2 separate regions of the Homo sapiens genome follow, and region 1 is linked to region 2. The links are chromatin contacts, found by Hi-C or POLR2A ChIA-PET in ENCODE. All regions are on one chromosome and are shown on one strand. The core of a region is the stretch at or near the end of the contact, and the rest is flanking DNA. Distances in the headings are between cores, read along the strand shown.

Region 1 (6,500 bases), core at 2,150-4,649, 67 kb before region 2:
GGGATTACAGGCATGAGCCACCGTGCCCAGCCCTTTTTTCTAACTTTCTTTAAGGTCCTTTACTGATTGATTGATTGATTGAGATGGAGTCTCACTCTGTTGTCCAGGCTGGAGTGCAATGGCGCAATGTCGGCTCACTGCAACCTCCCTCCTGGGTTTGAGCCATTCTCCTGCCTCGGCCTCTTGAGTAGCTGGGATTACAGGCACCTGCCACCATGCCCAGAGCTAATTTCTGTATTTTTAGTAGAGATGGAGTTTCACCACACTGGCCAGGCTGGCCTTGAACTCCTGACCTCAGGTGATCCACCCTCCTCGGCCTCCCAAAGTGCTGGGATGACAGGCATGAGCCACCGTACCTGGTCTTTAAGGTCCTTTAGAGGAGGAGTTGGTAATCTTTTTTTTGTAATCATCAGGTAATAAATATTTTACGCTGTGTGGGGCATATGCTTTCTGTTGCAGTTATTTGACTCTGCCATTATAGAATGAAAGCAGTCATAGATAATAGCAAATAACATAGTAAATGAGTGTGGCTCTGTTCCAATAAAACTTTCTAACAACAGGCAGGGGTCTGGATTTGGTCTGCAGGCTGTAGTTTTCCAACTCCTGCTCTAGACCAGTGAGGAGAAGAACACAGAAGCAGAAGAGTTCCAAGAGCTGCTGTAAAGAGTTGCCCTTATCTTACAAGAGTCATTGAGGTTTGTGGAGGTGAAATACTTGCTCAGGGTGACTCTTGCTGTTAGAACCCAGTTGAAATAAATGAATAGGAAAAGGGGACTGCATTAGTCCATTTTCATGCTGCTGATAAAGACATACCCAAGACTGGGTAATTTATAAAGAAAAAAAGGTTTAATGGATTCACAGTTCTATGTGGCTGGAGAGGCCTCACAACCATGGTGAAAGGCAAAAGGCACATCTTACATGGTGGCAGACAAGAGAGAAAGACAGAACCAAGTGAAAGGGGTTTTCCCAGCCGGGTGTGTTAACTCATGCCTGTAATCCCAGCACTTTGGGAGGCCGAGGTGGGTGGATCATGAGGTCAGGAGTTCAAGACCAGCCTGGCCAATATGGTGAAACCCTGTCTCTACTAAAAATACAAAAATTAGCTGGGCATGGTGGCACGTACCTGTAGTACCAGCTGCTTGGGAGACTGAGACAGGAGAATCGCTTGAACCCAGGAGGCAGAGGTTGCAGTGAGCCGAGATCGTGCCAGTGCATTCCAGCCTGGGTGACAGAACAAGACTCTGTCTCAAAAAAATAAACATAAAAAATAAGAAAGGCCAGGCGCAGTGGCCCACGCCCGTAATCCCAGCACTTTGAGAGGCCAAGGAAGGCGAATCATGAGGTCAGGAGATCGAGACCATCCTGGCTAACACAGTGAAACCCTGTCTCTACTAAAAATACAAAAAATTAGCCGGGTGTGGTGGCGGGCACCTGTAGTCCCAGCTACTTGGGGGGCTGAGCCAGGATAATGGTGTGAACCTGGGAGGTGGAGCTTGCAGTGAGCCGAGATTGCACCACTGCACTCCAGCCTGGGCAACAGAGCGAGACTCCATCTCAAAAAAAAAAAAAAAAAGAAAAGAAAGAAAAGAAAGGGGTTTCCCCTTATTAATCTATCAGATCTCTTGAGACTTACTCACTACTATGAGAACAATATGGGAGAAACCACCCCCATGATTCAATGACCTCCCAACCACGTCCCTCCCATGACACATGGGAATTATGGGGGCTACAATTCAAGATGAGATTTGGGTGGGGACACAACCAAACCGAGACAAAGACCCCCCTGGGAACAAACTAGTTGGTTGGCATCCCTGGTTGTTGTTTTTTTTTTTTTTTTTGTCTTTTTGAGACGGAGTCTCACTCTGTTGCCAGGCTGGAGTGCAGTGGCGCAATCTCGGCTCACTGCAACCTCCGCCTCCCGGGTTCAAGCAATTCTCCTGCCTCAGCCTCCCAAGTAGCTGGGACTACAGGCGCGTGCCACCATGCCCAGCTAATTTTTGTATTTTTAGTAGAGATGGGGTTTCACCATGTTGACCAGGATGGTCTTGATACCCTGACCTCATGATCCGCCTGCCTCAGCCTCCCAGAGTGCTGGGATTACAGGCATGAGCCACTGCGCCTGGCTGATTTTTTTTTAACATAAAAATCTAAACATCTGTTCAACACATGTGTTGTAAACTAGAAAAAATAGTATAATGAACCTGCAAGTACCTGTCACCCAGCTTCAACAATTAACAACTCATGGCCAGTGTTGCTTTGTGTATAGCTCTTCATTTTGGCTTCTTTAGAGGCAACTAAGAAATCATGGCATTTCAGCCTTATGCCAAATGGCTGTCAGAAAAGAGTGCTATCCTGAGGGCTTCCTCAAGTGCCACAAAGGGCTTGGGTCCTGCTGTCCAGGTGGGGCCTTTCTGTCTAGACTGTTGTCTCCTTCAGCTTTCAGATACCATTTTCTTTTCCTTTTTTTTTTTTTTTTTTTTTTTTGAGATGGAGCCTTGCTCTGTCACCCAGGCTGAAGTGCAGTGGCATGATCTTGGCTTACTGCAACCTCCGCCTCCTGGGTTCAAGCGATTCTCCTGCCTCAGCCTCCCGAGTAGCTGGGATTACAGGCGCGCGACACTATGCCCGGCTAATTTTTGTATTTTTAGTAGAGATGGGGTTTCACCATGTTGGCCAGGCTGGTCTCGAACTCCTGACCTCAGGTGATCTGCCTGCCTCGGCTTCCGAAAGTGCTGGGATTACAGGCGTGAGCCACTGCGCCTGGCGAGGAACAGCACTTTCACTGCTGGACTTTACGCTGGACCAGCTCAATTCTTGGCAGTTTCCAAAGCTGGGTGTTTTCACCTTCCCCTCCAGCCCTGGGGATTAAATCTGTTTCCTGAAGAGGTCTTCCTTGGCCTGGCTCCAGATTTTCTTTTTCGTTTTTTAAACTTTTAATAGAGTTGGGGTTTCACTATGCTGCCCAGACTGGTCTCAAAATCCTGGGCTCAGGGGATCCATCCGCCTCAACCTCCCAAAGTGTTGGGATTGCAGGCATGAGCCACGGCGCCTGGCCCTGGCTCCAGATCTTCACCAGGTTTACTTTGTAAGCCGTTAAATAAGATGGGGCTGCCAATTTGCCAGAGGCACGTGAGAGGTAGTTAGGAACAATTGGTAGGACCTAGAGGGAACTAACTTCGCTTCCTTAGATGACATTGAGCTAAGGCCTAGCATTATTTTCCCCCCAACAGCCTCATTCCATCTTCCTGCCTTCCATCCACACGACTGCTGGTTTAGATTTGCTGGAGAGTGAGCTCTGCAGGGTCCTAGCCCTGGGCAGCGCCGAGCCCGCCTACTGAAGGCCCAGGGCTGTGGTGAGCGAGGACGGGCTGCTGATGCCCTCGCCTAGGCTTGGGCTTCGGGTCCGCCCGGCCCGCAGGGGGCGCGCGGCGCTCGGGCCGGCCGCTCCCGTTCTCTTCGCCCGGTCCCTGCCGCGCACAGGCCTCGGGGTCGGCGGGAGCACGATGGCGGCCGCTAGGAGACTCATGGCGCTGGCCGCCGGCATCTCTCCGCGCCTGCAGCCGCTGGGTCCCCGCGCTGCTGGGCGACAGGGTCGCTCGCGCGGCTTCTCTTCAAGCTGCGCCCACCCCGACCACACCAAGGAAGCCGCCGAGGCCGAGTCAGGGATGGCCCCCGGCGGGCCTGGGGAAGGCGACGGAAGCTTGGTGAACGGTGAGGGCATCGGCGGGGGCGGGCGGTCCGCAGCGCCCTTGACTCCTGGGATGGCAGAGCTAGGGGCGCGGGCCGAAATCGGGCCTGGCGGCCGGGGGTCCTCTCTTCCATAGTGGCCAAGTTCGCCATCCGTCGGCGGGCAGCGGCCTTGCTGTTTGTAAAGCTTAGCGTGGCACAGGCCCGAATGGACCCTTAGAGTACCTGCTCCCGGCAAGAATAGGTGAGAGGTGCGAGACCTCGAGGGAGTGGGGAAAACGAGTAAAAGTCCAACTCCTGCCAGGATGAGTGGCCAAGGGCTAGAGCTTCTAGGGACAAGCATGCCCTCACCAGTGTGAGAAATAGCCCAAAGTAACTCCTGGGACATCAGGATCTCAAATAGAGACAGAATGACTGTTCTGGTGGATTCCAGCTTTGTGCCTCCCAAATAGTGCAGAGGATAAAACTGTTGAAAGCATCAAGGATGGGTAGAGAGCGCCAGCCTCCACCAACCTTATAGAGCTGAAGGTGGGGGCGGGGTGGTGGTCTCAGTGCAGCTCTATTGTTAAACCAGTGGGTGTAATGGGCTACTCGAAGTTGGGTCCCTCTGTGACGAAACCCCCCCCGCCCCGGCCAAGTCCACTTAGATATGGTTTCTTAACTGCTTAACTGCTTGACTCTTAGTTGCTTTACAAGTTACCGCTTAGAGGGAGACAGGATCAGGTGTCCTCCATCCTGGCCACTTGACACAGGAGTCTGTCCCAAGGAAACAGTCTCAAACCAGGCAGCAGAGTTACATCAGAACGCTTGGAAGCACTTTTTGAAAATATAGAGTCGCCTCCAACATCGCTCCCATTCTCAGGTCCCCTGTGGGGAGCTGGATGTCCATGCGGTGAAAAAGCTCCCCAGGTGATCAGTGTACACGCAGGTGCACATGTGCATATATACAGCTCCTTTTGGAGCTGCCAGAGGCTAGAGTGGAGAATGATATGGCCCCCCATGTTCCTAGCAGACCTCTTCATGACCTGGTTAAGCCTTGTGTCTGGTACAAGCTTACCCTAGGTAGATATCTCTTCCCTTTCTGCTCTGAGATTAATCCAAAAAACAAGAAAAAGAAGCGAGGTACCTCTCATGGTATCTGATGCATCAATTTTCCCCTTGATTCCAGAGAACTTGGGGGAGGAGTAATTCATGCCTGCTCAGATGTAGAGGTTTTCTTTCTTTTTTTTTTTTTTTTTTGAGATGGAGTTTCACTCTTGTTGCCCAGGCTGGATTGCAGTGGCGCGATCTTGCCTCACTACAACCTCCGCCTCCCGGGTTCAAGCGATTCTCCTGCTTCAGCCTCCCAAGTAGCTGGGACTACAGGCGCCTGCCACCAGGCCTGGCTAATTTTTTGTATTTTTAGTAGAGACGAGGTTTCACAAGGTTTCACTATGTTGGCCAGGTTGTCAAACTCCTGACCTTGTGATCCACCCGCCTTGGCCTCCCAAAGTGCTGGGATTACAGGCGTGAGCCACCACGCCCAGCCAGATGTAGAGGTCTTTAATCAGTCCCCACACATAGTTTGGTTCTGTGGGAGTCTTTTGCAGTGTGCTTAGATACGGTTGAGAGCTGGGGCCTGGTATTCAGCATCTGGATCTCATCACTTGAGATACATGGGGCCAGGTCTCTCGTGTGTGTGTCTTATTTTAGGAAGAGCCTTGCATTGTCTTGATCTCCAGTTTGTGTGTGTGGTGGATTTTTGTTTTTGTATTTTTTGCTTGCTTGTTTGTTTAGTGTCTTCTTTCAGACATCAGACTGGGGGGTTTATTGACCAACCAGGCTTTTGTAGGTGATGTATGAAATGAGGAGATTGGGCGGAGAAGAGGATGCTGGTAGGATCCCTTCTGTGGTGTGTGGGTCATTGGCCCTTCTTCAGGAGATGGTTATTCAAGTGGGTCTGGCCCCACTCTTCCCTGTAAACCCTGAAGTCATTCCTCTTTTCTTTTCCAAGATGCTCCTGGGTGGTTTGGGGTCATGAGCCAACATCCTCAGAATCCAGCCCAGGGTTGCCCTGATACACACCCCATGGAGTTTTTAAAAGAAAAAGAACAACTGTAATGCTTTTGTTCTTATTTTCTTAGCTTCTAGGGACCTATTAAAAGAGTTCCCACAGCCCAAAAATCTTCTCAACAGTGTGATTGGAAGAGCCCTCGGCATCTCACATGCAAAAGACAAACTAGTCTACGTGCACACAAATGGACCGAAGAAAAAGGTAACTCTGCTGGTGGCAAGGAAAAACATTGGTATGACTCAGAAAGGAGGCTGTTTGTCCTTTCTGTCTTAGGTTTCTTTGTCAAGGAGGCCATAGAATGGGTTTCCTGAATTAAAATGGTCAGCAGAGACTCAGAGCAAAGCTAGGTTTGAAGAAGAGCCAGAATACACGTGCCTGGTTTAGGGAAGAGGAACACAGGGCAAATGAGGTGCCATCTTATCTAAGACAGGCGCCTATACGGATCCTTGGTTTTTGCCCCCATCGACTAAGGACTGCAGAGGGTTAGAGTTAATGATAATTCTTGCCCTTACAGTCTTATAGATTCTGGAACCATAGAAGCATGCCAGCAAACCATTCTGGATGATTTTTTAACATTTATTTTATTTATTTTTGTAGAGACAGAGTCAGAGTCTCTCTGTCACCCAGGCTGGAGTGCAGTGGCACAATCATAACTCACAGTAACCTCAAACTCCTGGGATCAAGTGATCCTCCCGCCTCAGCCTCCAAAGTAGCTGGGACTACAGACAGGTGCCACCACACTCGTCTAATTTTTTTTATT
Region 2 (6,517 bases), core at 3,249-5,748:
TAAAGCTGACCTGGAGCTACTTTATCTGCTATCATAGGCAGTCACCACAGTTTCAGAACATGGTAGTGAGAGGTGACAGCGTGCTGGCAGTCCTCAGAGCCCTCGCTTGCTCTCGGCGCCTCCTCTGCCTGGGTTCCCACTTTGGCGGCACTTGAGGGGCCCTTTGGCCCGCCGCTGCACTGTGGGACCCCCTTTCTGGGCTGGCCAAGGCCAGAGCCAGCTCCCTCAGCTTGCAGGGAGGTGTGGAAGGAGAGGCGCGAGCAGGAACCGGGGCTGCGCGCAGCACTTGCGGGTCAGCTGGAGTTCCGGGTGGGCGTGGGCTTGGTGGGCCCCGCACTTGGAGCAGCCAGCCAGCCCTGCTGGCCCCGGGCAATGGGGGACTTAGCACCCGGGCCAGTGGCTGCAGAGGGTGTACTGAGTCCCCCAGCAGTGCCGGCCCATAAGTGCTGCGCTCGATTTCTCACTGAGCCTTAGCTGCTTTCCCGCGGGGCAGGGCTCGGGACCTGCAGCCCGCCATGCCTCAGCCTCCCACCCCTCCATGGGCTCCTGTGCCGCCCGAGCCTCCCTGACAAGCACCACCCCCTGCTCCACGGCGCCCAGTCCCATCAACCACCCAAAGGCTGAGGAATGCGAACGCACCACGGCGCAGGACTGGCAGGCAGCTCCACCTGCAGCCCCAGTGCGAGATCCACTAGGTGAACCCAGCTGGGCTCCTGAGTCTGGTGGGGACGTGGAGAGTCTTTATATCTACCTCAGGGATTGTAAATACACCAATCAGCACCCTGTGTTTAGCTCAAGGTTTGTGAATCCACCAATCGACACTCTGTATCTAGCTGCTCTGGTGGGGCCTTGGAAAACCTTTATGTCTAGCTCAGGGATTGTAAATACACCAATCGGCACTCTGTATCTAGCTCAAGGTTTGTAAACACACCAATCAGCACCCTGTGTTTAGCTCAAGGTTTGTGAATGCACCAATCGACACTCTGTATCTAGCTGCTCTGGTGGGGCCTTGGAGAACCTCTGCATCTAGCTCAAGGTTTGTAAACACACCAATCAGCACCCTGTGTTTAGCTCAAGGTTTGTGAGTGCACCAATCGACACTCTGTATCTAGCTGCTCTGGTGGGGCCTTGGAGAATCTGTGTGTCGAAACTCTGTATCTAACTAATCTGATGGGGACACGGAGAACCTTTGTATCTAGCTCAGGGATTGTAAACGCACCAATCAGTGCCCTGACAAAACAGGCCACTCGGCTCTACCAATCAGCAGGATGTGGGTGGGCCCAGATAAGAGAATAAAAGCAGGCTGCCCGAGCCAGCACTGGTAACCCGCTCGGGTCCCCTTCCACACTGTGGAAGCTTTGTTCTTTCGTTCTTTGCAATAAATCTTGCTACTGCTCACTCTTTGGGTCCACTCTGCTTTTATGAGCTGTAACACTCACCGCGAAGATCTGCAGCTTCACTCCTGAGCCCAGTGAGACCACAAACCCACCGGGAGGAACGAACAACTCCAGACGCGCTGCCTTAAGAGCTGTAACACTCACTGCCAAGGTCTGCAGCTTCACTCCTGAGCCAGCAAGACCACGAACCCACCAGAAGGAAGAAACTCCGAACACATCTGAACATCAGAAGGGACAGACTCCAGACGCACCACCTTAAGAGCTGTAACACTCACCGCGAGGGTCCGTGGCTTCATTCTTGAAGTCAGTGAGACCAAGAACCCACCAATTCCAGACACAGTAGTAAGCTTTAAACTTTTCAGTGGGACATTTGAAGCTTAGCAAGATTGGATTCCAAACAACTTTCTAGAATTTTCTCCCATTATTTCTTGTCACATATGTAAAGACGGCTTTGGAATATTTCCTTAACCTATACTCTCTCCTTTAGAGAAGCCTCAAGGTGAATGAAGCGGGTGGGTCTAAATGGCTCAGATTGGTTAAGAAGGCTATGGGACCTGGTATAGAGTTGACTGGACCAAGCTGAGCCAATAAGATATAATTACTCACTCATTGTCAGTATAGACAAAGACATGGAAATGACAGTCATGCAACATCGGAACCCTGACATATATGGTGGTAACAAAGCTGGCCACAGAGCTCAAACCATGGCAACTCAATGCTATTCTGTCCTGGGCAGAGTTACAAGGGAAGCAAAAAGAGATGACAGAGGAAATACAGATTTTTAAAGGGAAGAGAATGGAGTACATGTGCAGGGAGAAGCAGAGGTCCCAAGAGAGATATACACAATGGCAGCAGCCTGGCCACATTTCCTGTGACTGGATGCCCTGAGATTCCTCCATTGTTCTTTTACCTAACATGAGCTGTCTAGGCTTCATATCTTTGTTTAATATGAGTTCCCTTGCCTGGAAGGCTTTCCCTCCGCATTATTTGGCATCCCAGGGTTCCAAGGCCCACCTCAAATGTGACTTCCTCCAAAATGTTTCCACAATTCACAACCCTCCCACTGCCTCCCAGTCCTCCAACTGGATCAAAAGTTGCTTGAGGATAAGGATAATTTCCAGTGCCTAGATAGTGAATGCAAATGGTAGGCATGTTAAATGAAACAATCTTCCTATAAAAGTTTTATCTACAGAGTGGTTAGCAGAGTCAGCATTTAAACATTTATCGGGTGAATGGATCGGTGGATTTGTCAGTCATCTGAAATTTTTTTCTATTAGCACAAACTTCTGTTAGTCTGAATTAGAAAGAACTTGTTCTGAAACAAAGTCTTCACTCATGATCACCTAGAAGTTATGTGGTACTGAACAAAGCACCTGGGGATCAAGAAAAAGATGACAAAGTCCTGTCCAGGAAGAGCTTACAGTTCTGTCCCAGCTAGAAGGAAGCAACAGCATGGGACACCTGAATGCTTGTAATTCTGGAGTCATAAGAAATCAAAGAGGAACTATTAAGCTTCTTTGCCTCCATAAAAAAACGTGTTTTTTATCTCCATAAAAAACAAAAAATGTTTTTTATCTCCATAAAAAAAAAAAACCCAAAACATCTGTATGTCTTCTACTTACCACTCCCCTAGAAAATACCATTTCTTACTTTCAAAGAAAAAAAGTACAATTTCATAAAAATATACTGAGAGTAATAAATATTAGAGAAAACAGGTCCCAGGAAACAAGACTATTTTTTTTTAAACAAGCAAAACACATGTTTTAAATCCCCATTTACAAGTTTGTGAATTATGGCCCTTTGTGCTCAAACTGGACTCGGAGAAACACAAGCTTTTTTAGACCACCACAATAAGAGCTGTGGGGGGATGGGAGATGGGGAAGAAAAGAAAGGGCCAGGAAGAAAGACACAAAAGGCTGTCACAAAGACCGCAAAATTTAGCTGTTTATTAGGTTGCAAGTCTCTCCTTCTCTCCCTGCTTTCTCTTTCTTCTTTTTCTCCCCACAAATCCTCTCAAAACACATACAAAAAGAGAAAACTAGAAGCAAGATTGGGTCAAACATGAAGAACACAGAAAGAATATTAAATAGCTAGCTTTAAAGGGCTCTTTTTCAGTTTGAACAAAAGTAAAACGTTCTCCAAAGCAAAAACAGAAAACAGAGCTTCCACCCAGATTGTGCAACTTAATGAGAGGAGGTTAGTGCTGATAAACCCATTGTGAATCTATATAAAGTGACAGATTTTCAAGCAAGGAAATCAATCAGTTGGGATTGAAGGATTTAGAGCTCAGGAATCATCTGGTTCAAACCAACAGGGAGCTGAGGGCTGGGTGGATGGGGGATGGGTTGGACAGGGTGACATGAGGTCAAGAAAGGGGGTCTAGTTTTTATACCCACCATTCTCTGACCCCATTCCACCCCAAACTTGCACACTCAATTCACATTATCTGTCATGCTAGCAAGACATTCAGCTTGACCCTGCAAGATTCACTTTGTTCTCTTCCTTGCCTCACTCCCAGCAAGCTTCCAACACAAGGGAATTAAGCTTTCCCCAGGCAGTCACAGAACCCAGCTGTAAAAAGCTGCTTAGTGCTCTGCCGGTAATCTGTCACTTTGGTTCCTTCCTTGCTGTCTGCTTGTTCCCAATGGAGGCAAAATTTAGAAACATACCATCACGTGGGGGCTTTTCAAACAGGAACGATGGAGTGCTCTGGGTTGCAGTGACCTCAATTTCTTTCTTCCCTGCCAGAGCCGTCTGTCCTGGCTGTTTCTCTCCTCGCTGGCAAACCTGCGAGCATGAATCAATTCTAGTTTCACTAAAATCTTCCTGCCCTTTTTCCTTGCTGCTTCCTTCAGGAATCTGCTCCAGCTTACTATGGAGATATAATCCAGCAGTGCCGAGTTCCTTCTTCCCAGAGTTGCTGCTGCTGTTGCTGAAGTGAGCCAATTCTTCTCTCTTCTTGGCCACTGGTTCCTCACAGATGAAAGGAGGTATCTCTTTAGTAGACAAGATGGGCAGTTTCCCAGGGCTCAATTTGTAGCTAGCTGTCTGTTCCTCACCCACAGTCATGGAGCGCTTCATAGCAGGAGCTCCCAGTTTCCCAGGTGTAGGACTAGGCATTGGGCTACTAGGGGGAGGCAGCAGGCCAGAAGAAGGCTCTTCTCGGGCAGGGAGTTCAGGGTACTTATCTGCAAGGTTGACAGCTGGGGGAACTGAGAGGTGAGAACATTCAGACAGGGCCCTGCGCACTGCCTTTTTCTGCTGGGGGGCTTGGTTGAGCACAGCCTCCTCGGTAGAACTCAATTTCTCCAACTCCTTATCATGGTCTCTGATGTGACAGCTTGCATTCAAATGTTCCTGGGTGAACACCATAGTGATTGGCGGAATGGTGGTGGGTGAATGCTCAATAATGGGGGCTGGGTGGGCTAGAGACACCAGGAGTGGGGACTCACACTTCAGCTGCTCAGAGTTATCATTTACCACCCCAATCACTGGGCAGCCAGGGGTGATGCTATTCTCCATCTCTCCCGGAGTTGCTTCCCTTGAGCCCAGAGAGCCTTGAGCCACTGGATGAAAGCTGGGGTTCCAAACACTGGTTTCCTGCTCCTTAACATATCTGGTAGGGATGTCAGCAGCCCCAGGGAAATCCAGATCTGACTGGCTCTTGGTCTCTAGTCCATTCTTCCCTGCCACCTTCCCCTGAACTGGAATGGTTTTGTTTTTGTCTGGCCCCTCTATGAGTCCCAGATGGAACTCGGAGGTCTTCTGGTGTACCGAGTTCCCCTCCAAGGGATGGCAGGTCTCTGAAATCACATACCTGCTCTCAAGGTGACCTGAGGCTTCTTGACAGTCCTTGTCCTGCATTTCAATGCTCAGCTCTTTGTCTAGCTTCCCCTCAAAAAAGCAGAGCTTGTTCTGCTCCAGGAAGCTGGCATTCTTCACAAGCCCATCTTTTGGTTGCCCGTCCATGCTGACATTCAGCCCAATTTCATTCAGTTTGCCCTCTGTCCTCTGCCATTCGAATCCGGCTTGACTGATTTCTTTTGGGGAGTCCATTCGGCACTCTGCAGGCTTGCCCTTACTGAGCTGACCGTACGCGGCAGTGAGAGAGGCTGTCTGCTTGTCTGAGAGCGACATCGTCTCTCCTCCACTGCTCTCCCTGCTTTCGCTCCTGGAGCTCTAATACCACCTACGATCACACAGAGCTTGCAGTGACATCACACCAATTCCCCAGTATTCATGACAAAATTCATCTCTCCCTCAATGCCCCTCTCTCCTCAAGCAGTTGAGTATTAAATGCACTTACAAATGTGAAAGAAAGAAAGAAAGGAAGAATGAATGAAAGCGAAAGAAAGGAAGGAACCTGCTGCTTTCTGCACAACAAAATGCTACTTTAATCTGAGAATGTAATTTCCCGTGAACTAGCACTCTGTTTAGATCTGCAATTTAAAACACAGTATGGTGCCAATCCAAGCACTAAGGATAGTAATTATTTTGGCTTTCACTGATATAGATACGTGCATACCCACACACTCATTTATCTGATACCATGCCCACCCTTCCACATTCAACCACTCAGAAAACTGTTTTAAAAATAACCGAGACTCATTTGCCAATCCCCAGCTATAACCCTGAAGAACAATGAATCCAGGAAATTGTTCAAAATTGGACTAAAAAAAAAAAAAAAAAACCACACCTTAACGTAGTATTAAGATTGCAGGCATTCATTCTCAGAGGAAGAGTGGGTTTGCTGTCATAGCAACTTATCAAACTAACTTGAAAACTGACTTGAGTGGGGTCCCCAAAACCCGTAAGAGCTCCATCTGTAGCTCTGCATAATGGAAGAGTTTAATAAAGGGTTCATTTAAAGACTTCAGTGATCAGGGCTTTGGGGATAGATATTCTAATTATAAGACATTTGTGTGACAACATACCCCTTATGCATTTACGCCTGTCCCTGCCCCCACTTGGTTCCTTGGATGAGCTGGGTTGCTCCCTCCACTACCAAGCCCTGCTCTTTCCAGCCTAATAATCTGTTAGGTGTCATGTGAACACACTGGGGGCAGTGCATCTTTCTCTGACCTCCAGACTTAGGGACTCTAACAATTGTAGCTTGGAGT

What was found. Hi-C counts contacts between places; a loop is a spot of excess contacts on that map. ChIA-PET counts read pairs that join two places held with the same protein, here RNA polymerase II (POLR2A). Pooled maps may share reads with other maps.
Region 1: a loop to region 2 is called in a map of endothelial cell of hepatic sinusoid, with 8 times the contacts of the local background. The contact joins two enhancer-like sites. A Hi-C loop is called at or near these places in 1 of 168 maps with a recorded cell type or tissue (endothelial cell of hepatic sinusoid) and 1 of 50 pooled maps. POLR2A ChIA-PET finds 5 or more read pairs at or near these places in 11 of 52 experiments (B cell, Caco-2, GM10248 and 7 more).

What each region holds. Positions count from the first base shown.
Region 1 is chr3:47,821,537-47,828,036 of GRCh38, forward strand. It overlaps DHX30 (DExH-box helicase 30), which reads left to right. Exons shown (of 22, transcript NM_138615.3): 5 at 5,811-5,941. Among named protein-coding and RNA genes, the nearest start is that of DHX30, 22 kb to the left of the region's middle. RefSeq lists silencers at 569-769, 3,270-3,559. Within about 2 kb of position 3,400, at least 29 of the 41 ENCODE cell types and tissues checked have a DNase peak (open chromatin) inside an H3K27ac peak, as active enhancers do.
Region 2 is chr3:47,886,958-47,893,474 of GRCh38, forward strand. All of the region lies in intron 10 of MAP4 (microtubule associated protein 4), which reads right to left. Among named protein-coding and RNA genes, the nearest start is that of MIR1226, 41 kb to the left of the region's middle. Within about 2 kb of position 4,499, at least 12 of the 41 ENCODE cell types and tissues checked have a DNase peak (open chromatin) inside an H3K27ac peak, as active enhancers do.